2 separate regions of the Homo sapiens genome follow, and region 1 is linked to region 2. Evidence: read pairs that join two places in POLR2A ChIA-PET (ENCODE). Cell type or tissue: Panc1. All regions are shown on one strand. Links, peaks and the distances in the headings refer to the core of each region. The heading gives the core; the rest is flanking DNA.

Region 1 (5,382 bases), core at 302-5,301, 52 kb after region 2:
TAAAAAACACAAAAATAGGCCGGGTGCAGTAGCTCACACCTGTAATCCCAGCACTTTGGGAAGCCGAGGCAGGCAGATCATGAGGTCAGGAGTTCGAGAACAGCCTGACCAACATGGTAAAACCCCATCTCTACTAAAAGTACAAAAATTAGCCAGGCATGGTGGCACACGCCTGTAGTCCCAGCTACTCAGGAGGCTGAGGCAGGAGAATCACTCGAACCTAGGAGTCTGAGGTTGCAGTGAGCTGAGATCGTGCCACTGCACTCCAGCCTGGGCGACAGAGCAAGACTCCATCTCAAAAAACAAACAAACAAACAAAAACCACAAAAATTAGCCAGGTGGAGAGGTGCATGCCTGCAATCCCAGCTGTTCAGGAGGCTGAGGCACAAGAATCACTTGAACTAAGGAGGCGGAGGTTGCGGTAAGCTGAGATTGCGCCACTGCACTCCAGCCTGGGTGACAGAGTGAGACTCCATCTCAAAAACAAAAAATAATAATAATTTACTGTCCAAACCCAGCCACGTTGACTGCAAAAGGGGCATTATTAATCACTGTGCTAGGACAGCAAACCAGGACTGTCTCAAGCAATCAGAGCATGTGACCACCTACCTCAACTAATTTATCCTAAATTTTTGCTCTCACTGCAGCCTTCAGATTATATCAGATGTGCCTAAGACATACATTTTTAAATGTACTAACATTACTAAAAACTGAAATGCTTCTTACAATTGATGGGGGCATTAAATATCACGCTTTTTTTGGCCCCTAACCATTTATTAATTTGATAGTATACTTTATAAACAATAACATCTTGAAATCGAGGATACAAAGTAATTTGGCTTCCCATGTGGTATGACTTGAAGGAAAATTCATGGGTTGGAGGGTAGAAATGCCCTGTCACTAGGCAATTGACTTCCACCAGAAGGAAAATAAGCAGGTATTCTGGTTTTAAGTATTAGTATCAGCTGGGCACGGTAGCTCACACCTGTAGTTCCAGCCCTTTGGGAGGCTGAAGCGGGTAGATCACCTGAGGTAAGGAGTTCAAGACCAGCCTAGCCAACATGGTGAAACCCTGTCTTTACTAAAAATATAAAAGTTAGCTGGGCGTGGTGGTGCACGCCTGTAATTCCAGCTACTTGGGAGGCTGAGGCAGGAGAATTGCTTGAACCTGGGAGGTGAAGGTTGCAGTGAGCCAAGATTGTGCCACTGCACTCCAGCCTGGGTGACAGAGTCAAAAAAAAGAAAAAAACCTTTAGTCTCTTGTGAACTTGGTTAGTTTGAATTGGTAACATACGACTGGGTCTACAAGGCCAAAGTCCAGATCCAGGACTAGGGTGAATTTATTAATACTAAGATCATTCTGTCCCACGGGAACCTGTTTGGGAAGTCTCCCAATTTTACTCAGAGGACAACCCTCAGTGTCACCACGGGCACCACCGTGACCCTTCCCCATGTGAAAGGAAAGAGGCAGTAAGGCAAGGATTAAGGTCTGTTTAGGTCTGTTGGGATTAAAAGGCGAAGGAGACATTAACATGGAAATGGGGCTGAAAGTAAAACTTGAATGAGACATGTATAGGCCACAAATAATCAGAAGAAGTGATTTGGGTTGTATCCAATATCACTACAGTTCAGATAAACTGCCAGAGGTAGGAAGTGCAGTTGACCAAGAAGTTGTAGGCATGTGAACAGGCTTCACTCTAAGTGCCAAGTTTGATAAACTAGTCTAGGTGGCTCGGTGTTTGCAGCTTTTTTGGAATAAAAGCAGTCATTGGGAAAAAGTGCTGTGATGGATTAGCCACATCTGCTATTGGCTTAGAAGGGAGCGGGGCATGGAATTAAAGCACATTTATATTGGAAGTATTATAATACGTTATTAAAGATGTGTCTCTTCAACAAAATAAACAACAGTGAGATAGTAATACCTAAAATGAGAAAAACAGGTGAAAACAACTTACTTATTTTGTCCAATTGTCTCAAAATCTTTCACAATAATCCCAAGGGAAGATGAAAAGTCCAGTGGTATACCCCTCAAGTCAAACTCCAAAATCTGTTCACAGAAAGGTTTTGAAAAAAGAGAAAAAAAAAGGCTGTTAGAAGGAGCAGAGATTACACTAAGATGCACCAGTACTACATGTTGGGTCATTATTTTCACCAATGACAATCTTTTGAAGTTATGCAGAAATGATTAAATTCTAAACCTGAAGGCAGCTGAGGGGGCAGGAAAGCAAACCAGATGTCGACTTAGAGGACCTGTAGACAACTCCTGGCTTCCTGCTTTCTAGGTTCTGTGGCTTCAACCAGGTGACCACACCCCTGCTTCATACTCAAGAGCTGGACTCAACGACTACCACAACTGCTGCAAGAATAAAATGCAGGGTGTTGTTCTCACTCATAAGTGGGAATTGAACAATGAGAACACTTGGACACAGGATGGGGAACATCACACACTGGGGCCCGTTGTGGGGTGGGGGGAGGGGGGAGGGATAGCATTAGGAGATACACCTAATGTAAATGATGAGTTAATGGGTGCAGCACACCAACATGGCACATGTATACATATGTAACAAACCTGCACTTTGTGCACATGTACCCTAGAACTTAAAGTATAATAATAACAAAAATAAAAAAATTAAAAAAGAATAAAATGCAGGGTATATGTGAAAACATTTTCTTCAATGGCTAGTTTTAAATTATCTGCTCTTCTTAATCATACTACTATCAAACAAAGAAGATGAATAATCTAAGAAAACATTTTCTAAAATGCCTCTCATTTTAAGTTCCACCATGGTCGGTCAATGCTATAATATACCGACCTTTCTGAGACTCTCATTTTAATGCAGTAAGTTGCTTCCTAATGACAAAAGTAAAAAAAAAAGATTGATAAAGCGTCACTGATGCCTTTGACTGATTAGGTAATAATTAAATGATGACTTGATCCTCCTTGTAGTGGGCTTGGAATGGAAGGAAAACTTGTTTCAGAACTTCTTAAAAAATTATTTTTAGCACTTCTAAAAAAAAACAAGTTCTCAGTCTCCTCAGTAGCTGGGGATTACAGGTGTGTACCACCATACCCAGCTAATTTTTTTTTTGAGACAGAGTCTTGCCCTGTTGCCCAGGCTAGAGTGCAGTGGCACAATTTCAGCTCACAGCAACCTCCACTTCCCGGGTTCAAGCAATTCTCCTGTCTCAGCCTCCCGAATAGCTGGGATTACAGGCGCCTGCCACCATGCCCTGCTAATTTGTGTATTTTTAGTAGAGACAGGGTTTCACCATGTTGGCCAGGCTGGTCTCGAACTCCTGACCTCATGATCCACCCGCCTTGACCTCCCAAAGTGCTGGGATTATAGGCGTGAGCCACCGCACCTGGACAATTTTTGTAGTTTTAATAGAAACAGGGTTTCACCATGTTGGCCAGGCTGGTCTCAAACTCCTGACCTCATGTGATCTACCCGTCTTGGCCTCCCAAAGTGCTGGGATTACAGGCATGTGCCACCACACGTGGCCTCAGAGCTTCTCTTAGAACACACCCAGCCTGGGAATGGTGGCTCATACCTGTAACTCCAGCACTTTGGGAGGCTGAGGCAAGGAGTTCAAGACCAGCCTGGACAACTTAGATTCTGTCTCTGTGAAAAATTTAAAAATCAGCAGAGCGCAGTGGTGTGTGCCTGTAGTCCCAGCTGCTTGGGAGGCTGAGTGGGGAGGATTGCTTGAGCCCAGTTAGTTATGGCTGCAGTTAGTTATGACTGTGCCATTACACTCTGGCCTGGGTGGCAGAGGAAGACCCTGTCTCAAAAAAGAAAAAAAAGAGCCGGGCGCAGTGGCTCATGCCTGTAATCCCAGCACTTTGGGAGGCCAAGGCAGATGGATCACCTGAGGTCAGGAGTTCGAGACCAGCCTGACCAACATGGTGAAATCCCATCTCTACTAAAAATACAAAATTAGCCAGGCGTAGTGGCATATGCCTGTAATCCCAGCTACCTGGGAGGCTGAGGAAGGAGAATCACTTGAACCCAGGAGGCGGAAGTTGCAGTGAGCCGAGATCGCACCATTGCACTCTAGCCTGGGCAACAAGAGCAAAACTCCATCTTAAAAGAAAAAAGAAAAAAAAGAACACACCCAGCACCAGCAATCCCAGTGGGTTTGGGGTTGACATTTCATTTGTGTTTGGTTTCAATTATAAAACAGTTTACTTGATAAGTACATCTGCAATATGAAAGGAAAGAAAAAAAAAACATGTTGGAAACAAAATGGAATAAGATGGCTGATTCCCTGCAGAGGACATGCCAGCTCGCATGACAGCACATCTCTCTCTGCCATTGGTCACGTGGCTTGATCTCAATCTCAAATTTGAAGAGATGAGTTGGGATGATTCAAAATCTGAAGTAGGAAGCACTCTCACATAAATGCATTTTTTATTTGCTTTATTCTTGGAGTTCTGTCAGGTGCTAGGAATCCACAATGACCAACCCAAGGGGCCTCTTGCTCTCATGGAGCTTGTAGTCCAGCTGGCTGTGTTCTGGATTCTGGGGAAATTACAGATAAGTGGAATTCCCTCTCAACCTGCCTGAGACCTGCTGGGCGTTTCAGAAAGGCATTAAAAAGGCTGGGCAGAGTGGCTGACGCCTGTAAACTCAGCACTTTGGGAGGCCAAGATGGGAAAATGGCTTGAGACCAGGAACTCAAGACCAGCCTGGGCAACATAGCAGGATGTAATCTCTACAAATGTTTTTTAAAATTAGCTGGGCATGGTGGCTTATACCTGTAGTCCCAGCTATTCAGGAGGCTAAAGCAGGGCTATCGCTTGGCCCTGGGAGATCGAGGCTGTAGTAAGATATGATTACACCACTGCATTCCAGCCTGGGTGACAGAGCGAGACCCTGTCTTTTTTTAATTAAAAAAAAAAAAAAAAAAAAAAAAAAGGCCAGCCGTGGTGACTTATGCGTGTAATCCCAGGACTTTGGGTGCTGGGTGGATCACCTGAGGTCGACAGTTCGAGACCAGCCTGATCAACATGGAGAAACCCCATCTCTACTAAAAATACAAAATTAGCTGGGTGTGGTGGCACATGCCTGTAATCCCAGCTACTCAGGAGGCTGAGGCAGGAGAATTGCTTGAACCCAGGAGGCGGAGGTTACGGTGAGCAACCTGCACTCCAGCCTGGGCAAGAAGAGCGAAACTCCATCTCAAAAAAACAAAAACAAAAACAAAAAACAAAAAAACAAAAAAAGAACAAAAAAAACCCCCAAGGCATTAAAAAGTTTTTTGTTTCACTTCATTCAAGAATAAGGTCTAGCGAGGCGCAATGGCTCACACCTGTAATCCCAGCACTTTGGGAGTCTGAAGCAGGTGGATCACTTGAGCTCAGGAGTTGAAGACCAGCCT
Region 2 (5,382 bases), core at 196-5,195:
ATCAAACCTCTCAACAATCCTGTGATTGTTATTATCTCCCTTTATAGTTCAGGAAATGGAAACTCAGAGGGTAAACGATTTGCCTGCCTATGAAGTGGGGTAAAGCCTGAATTTAATTCAGGCCTCATTTTGCCCCAGAGCTGAAGGCTTTTCTACCACACCCACTGAATCTTTTAGAAAAAAGCACCAGTCATATGTGTATGTGTATGTGGTTTGCCGAATCTTGCTTTCATAATTATATGGTTCGAACACATAAAAGATGCTAGTTCTTTTTGTCTATAACTGTCCATGATGTGCTATTATTCTACTGTAGAATCTCACCCAACTCTCAACTCTCCAATCTTTGACCATCTCTGTAGGTAAAAGTGGTGGTTATAGCTGTCCCTACACCAAGAGTCTCCCAGATATTTTCAGGGGAGTGGGATGGGGCTTCCCTGACCCATTCTCTGGTTTCAACAGTTTACTGGGGCATGGAAGGTGAGAAACATGACAGGAAGGGGCAACAGGGCACTGGGGGGGGGTCTCTGTCCTACAACATTTACCAGGGATGGGTGTGGCTGGCCAGAGAGCTTGCCTAAGGTTAAGATAACGTTTGGACCTGAAAAGCAATTCCAGAAATTCAGTGGTAGCCTTCCCTATTTTAATCTCTCAAAAGATTGAATTTTCTAATTTGTGTTCTGCATACTTTCCACTCCAAAATAAACCTGTGGAGAAGTCTGGCGTGTTCAGACTCAGATAATCTGTGTTCCCTCAGAGTGCCTGGCTCATCAGGGGGCTATTTTAACAAAGAGTAAGCAGGAATTCACTCCAAGGAAAGCACAGTAGTTTTAGATATTTATTACTAGCAGCATCTGCATTTAGATCATGTACAAACCTTTTTTCCAGCAAAGGAAACTTCTACAAAAGGATCCACGAGATTTTTCTTATCTGCATTGCCTCCAAATATTTCCTTTACTGTCTGTGAGAAGGCATCATCCACTGGAAGGTAATAGTTATACAGCAGAAATTAAATTCAATTCCCAGAAATTTGGCAAAATTTTAAAAGTTCTCTTATACATCAAAATAGTTGCAACAGGCTAGGCGCAGTGGCTCATGCCTGTAATCCCAGGACTTTGAGAGGCCAAGGCTGGTGGATCATGAGGTCAGAAGAGCAAGGCCATCCTGGTCAACATGGTGAAACCCCTTCTCTATTGAAAATACAAAAATTAGCTGGGTGTGGTGGCACGCGCCTGTAATCCCAGCTACTCGGGAGGCTGAGGCAGGAGAACTGCTTGAACCTGGGAGGCGGAGATTGCAGTGAGCCAAGATCACACCACTGCAGTCCAGCCTGGTGACAGAGCAAGACTCCATCTCAAAACAAACAAACAAAATTAGCCAGGTGTGGTGGCACATGCCTGTAATCCCGGCCACTTGGGAGGCTGAGGCATGAGAATCACTTGAATCTTGCAGTTAGCCAAGATCAAGCCAGTATATGCCAGCCTCCAGCCTAGGTGACAGAGTGAGGCTCTATCTCAAAATAAAATAAAATAAAACAAAAACTTGATCTTTTATGGAGGAAAAAAAATACAACAAAGTTCATTCAGTGAGAGTAAAAGATGATTCTCAAACTCAGGCCTGCTTTCAATTGGGAGAAAGGTGCTCTAGGTCAAAATGATATAGTCCTAGTCTGTTTCAGAGAAATTCAAGAAAATTTGACATAATCACAAATAATATATTTAATCAACTACAATCTATAGTTAAGCTAAAAAGTAAATAGAGATCAGGATTTTAATTTACCTTATTTTATGTATTTCTTTCTTCTTCTTCTTCTTCTTTTTTTTTTTTTTAAATAGAGACAGTAGTCTTGCTATGTTGCCCAGGCTGGTCTTGAACTTTTGGCCTCAAGCAGTGCTCCTACCTTGGCCTTCCAAAGTGCTGGGATTATAGGCATGACCCACTGCCTCCAGCCCATTTGACACATTTTTGAGAGAAAGGTGGGTATGGGGAGGCCCTACAATACTATCTTTTAAGACCATAGGATCTTAAAAGAGGAAAAGGATTCCCAAGAAAAGCAGCAAATCCTGAAGAGATCCATGGCCTGTATAGTGAGTGCAGCCTCCTGGGGACTTGGAGAAGGGTCCCATGTCCCAGAGCCCAGCAGGAACCAGACAGGCCCAGCAAGGCAAATAGGAGGCTGGGCCATCAGCAGTGACAGAGGGATAACCACACTAGTTCCTATAAATGGAATCACTAGAAGCGATCCCTTAAATGCAACCAGTCTCTTGCTGAATATATTTCATAATACAATAGTGGCAGACTTCTAGTCATTGGGACATTACTACCCTTTGCTCAGCATGTTTTTTTTTTTTTTTTTTTTTTTGAGATGGAGTCTCACTCTGTTGCCCAGGCTGGAGTGCAGTGGTGTGGCTCACGGCAACCTCCGCCTCCTGGGTTCAAGTGATTCTCATGCCTCAGCCTCCCAGGTAGCTGGGATTATAGGCACCCGCCACCATGCCCAGCTAATTTCTGCTATTTTTTTTTTATAGCTGGATAGCAAACACCTTGATTTGATAATAACAGTTCACATTTTCATTTGGGATAAAAGGGGTTGGAAGTGCTGACTGCTCATATCTCTTTAGCATCCTCTAGAATAAAGAGAAGATATAGAATAGCAAGAGAGAGAGTCAAATGGGCCAAAGGCAGGTACTCAACAAGGAACATGATCAGCAACCAACTAGCTGTGCCATGAGCCTGCTCAGGTAGCTTTCAACTGGGCCAGAATGAATGAAAATAAGCCCATGAAGCCCTTTCAGAAGAAAAACATACGATAGGGACACGAATCACTATTAAAGTTTGATTTTTAACACATTTCATCACACACATAATCAACAATTCTGGGGCAAGATTAAATCAGTACATACTCTGGGGGATGTCCTCAGCTCGGTAGATTTTCAGCAAGAAGGTCACCCACCGGAGGGCAATGCCAGCAGGGAGTAACAAATTACTCTCCACATCATCACTGTCATTATCACGATCTCGTCTCTCAGGCTATTAGGGGCACATGATTTAAATTATACATACAGAAAAGCAGCACTTGGAAAAAGCCAAATTAATGCTTATAAAATGAAACCATTCAGAATCGTTTCCATTAAGATTTCCTGTGTTTGGGGCTTAAGAGTTCAGCCTGCCATCAGCCACCAGTTTTCCTTCAACCTCAAAACTGCTCCACAAAATCAATGCTCATGTTTTTGTATCATTCTGTCATTTTATGAGCACCAAATAGTAAGAGCCTGTGCGTGTGTGTGTGTGTGTGTGTGTGTGTGTGTGTGTGTGTGATCCTGATGTCCCTTCAACTTCTCTCTGGCCACTTATATTCTGCAGTTTGCCACCCAGTTTCCTAGAATAATCACTAACTATTTAGGTAGCAATGCCTAATTCTGCAAGTAGGTCATGCTTTCTAGATAAAAGCAGTCTTTCTAATGAGGCAAGGACGTTGTAAAAACACATTCATCGATTCTCAATTAAATGCTCACTCATAGACATCAGATAAGAGTTTAAGTAAGCTAGAACAATAATTCCATGATGAAGAAAAGAACAGCTTCTGAAGAATAGGGGGAATCTGAGGGTATTGACGGGAAGCTGTGCTCCATTTCACAATTACCCATGCCCACATGCTTAACTCTTGGCCTTCTTTTTTAGTGAGAAGTGTAGAAAGTAGAGAATGTAGGGACTCACAGGAGGCTCATCTCCGGTTCCCAGGACAAACATGCTGACTTTCATATAACCTTTAGAACCTGAACTGGTATCTTCCGGGTCATTGAGAAGAAGCCACTTTCTCATGACAGCATGGCCTAAAATAGAGAAGGAGTAAAAGGAAATGGACATGCTAAAAAGGTACTGATAAGTCTGTGATTCCTCTGCCATAAGATAAGCTGCATTTTCTTGGAAGCCTCTTCACGACACACCAAATTCCCCAGATGAGTGTCCACTTTCACGTCTTCTGTTTTGTACTCTCCCTACACCCCACCCCCACCATTCTGTCCTCGTGTAACTCAAACAAGACTCTCTAAGTTGTACCAACGAGTTTTATAATTTAATTTTGATAAGATCAAAATATCCTCACAAAACATAGAAATCATCTATTTTGAATGTTAAGATAAAAAATTAGACATTTTTTCTAAGCTACTGTTATTTATTCCCACTAAGTATCCTCTCCTCTCCCTCATTAAGAAAATATTTTTTAAAAAATTCCTTTAACTTTAATTCTTTGATCCCCCCCAAATTGTCTTGATTCTTAGAATCATCTTCAGAGTTAGAAGGAATGAATTTAAGACTTCATATTGATGGGGAGAACATTACTTACCAGGTTCATCATAAACAAATCCAACATCAATCTGGGAAAACAATAATCGAAAGTAGTCTAAGTAGATTTTAAAATCAGTCTAGTCACTTTAAAGAAGCCATCATTATATTTAAATATCATGTCTTGATTACACTTAAATTTCCTTGAGACCCAACATTTCCGTCTTATCCTCTCTGTATCCCCAGTGCCTTGTCTGATGTGTGGCACATGGAAGACCCTCAGTAAGTCACTATTGAATGAATGAGCTAGTCTTAGGGCTGGAAGGGACCACAGAAGCAGAGTGACCAATATGACCCAGTTTGCCTGGGTTATCCTCAGTTTTACCACTAAAGTCCCAGGCAAAGTGGGACCATTGGTCATCCTACAGAAATTCACCTGGCCCAATTTCCTGTCCAGTTCTCCTCCTCCTCCTCCTTCTCCTCCAGCTAATGCTACTATTAATATAACCATTGACTGGGCACTTCAATGTGCCAGGTGCTGTACTAGGTGCTTTACACATACTATCTCATTTAATTTTCTCAATGATCCCATTTTACAGATGAAGAAACTAAGGATCAGAGAGATTGAGTTCCTCTGGGACATGTGGCTACTTGGTGGCAGACAGGGTATGAACACAGGTCTGCCTGACCCAGATCATCCTCTAGGACTTCTAGTGACTGGTGCTCCTTTCTTGGAGAGGCAGCCTATTCCATGTAGAATTGCTGGGAAGAAGCCAACCAAGTATTTGTCCTTTCATTCCAGTGAGAGCTACTTATAGAAGCACCCTGAACCTCTTGCCTTGTTTGGCTTTCCTTTCACACTCTGAATTTACCATAATTGGCTTTGCAGATGGAGCTTTGGGGCCCCCAGTAAGTGGAGGTAGATGGTGGACTTCTTGCCATGGTCAACACCCCTTCCCTTTGTGGCAGTGGATTTGCTTCCATCCAGATACAACCCTGGGAAGGGCCCTGATATGGCAGCTTCAGGGCATCTTGCTTTGAGAGCTCTGTTCACTGTTATACTTTGGAAATAGACAAGCCCCAAGCAGCCTTCAGCAAGTG

The links. Peaks named below come from ENCODE experiments on the same cell type or tissue, not always from the same donor. Only the 100,000 strongest peaks of a DNase experiment are listed, where the experiment ranks them.
Region 1: POLR2A ChIA-PET joins it to region 2 with 5 read pairs; 8 of 35 experiments call an interaction of 5 or more read pairs at or near these places.

Annotation. Positions count from the first base shown.
Region 1 is chr10:93,450,095-93,455,476 of GRCh38, forward strand. MYOF (myoferlin) reads right to left here. Exons shown (of 54, transcript NM_013451.4): 3 at 1,956-2,047. Among named protein-coding and RNA genes, the nearest start is that of MYOF, 30 kb to the right of the region's middle. In Panc1, for the core only: no CTCF peak of the experiment used is centred there; no DNase peak of the experiment used is centred there; H3K27ac peaks cover 3,229 bases.
Region 2 is chr10:93,398,518-93,403,899 of GRCh38, forward strand. It overlaps MYOF (myoferlin), which reads right to left. Exons shown (of 54, transcript NM_013451.4): 10 at 4,343-4,373; 11 at 3,715-3,830; 12 at 2,901-3,027; 13 at 875-978. Among named protein-coding and RNA genes, the nearest start is that of MYOF, 81 kb to the right of the region's middle. In Panc1, for the core only: no CTCF peak of the experiment used is centred there; no DNase peak of the experiment used is centred there; H3K27ac peaks cover 532 bases.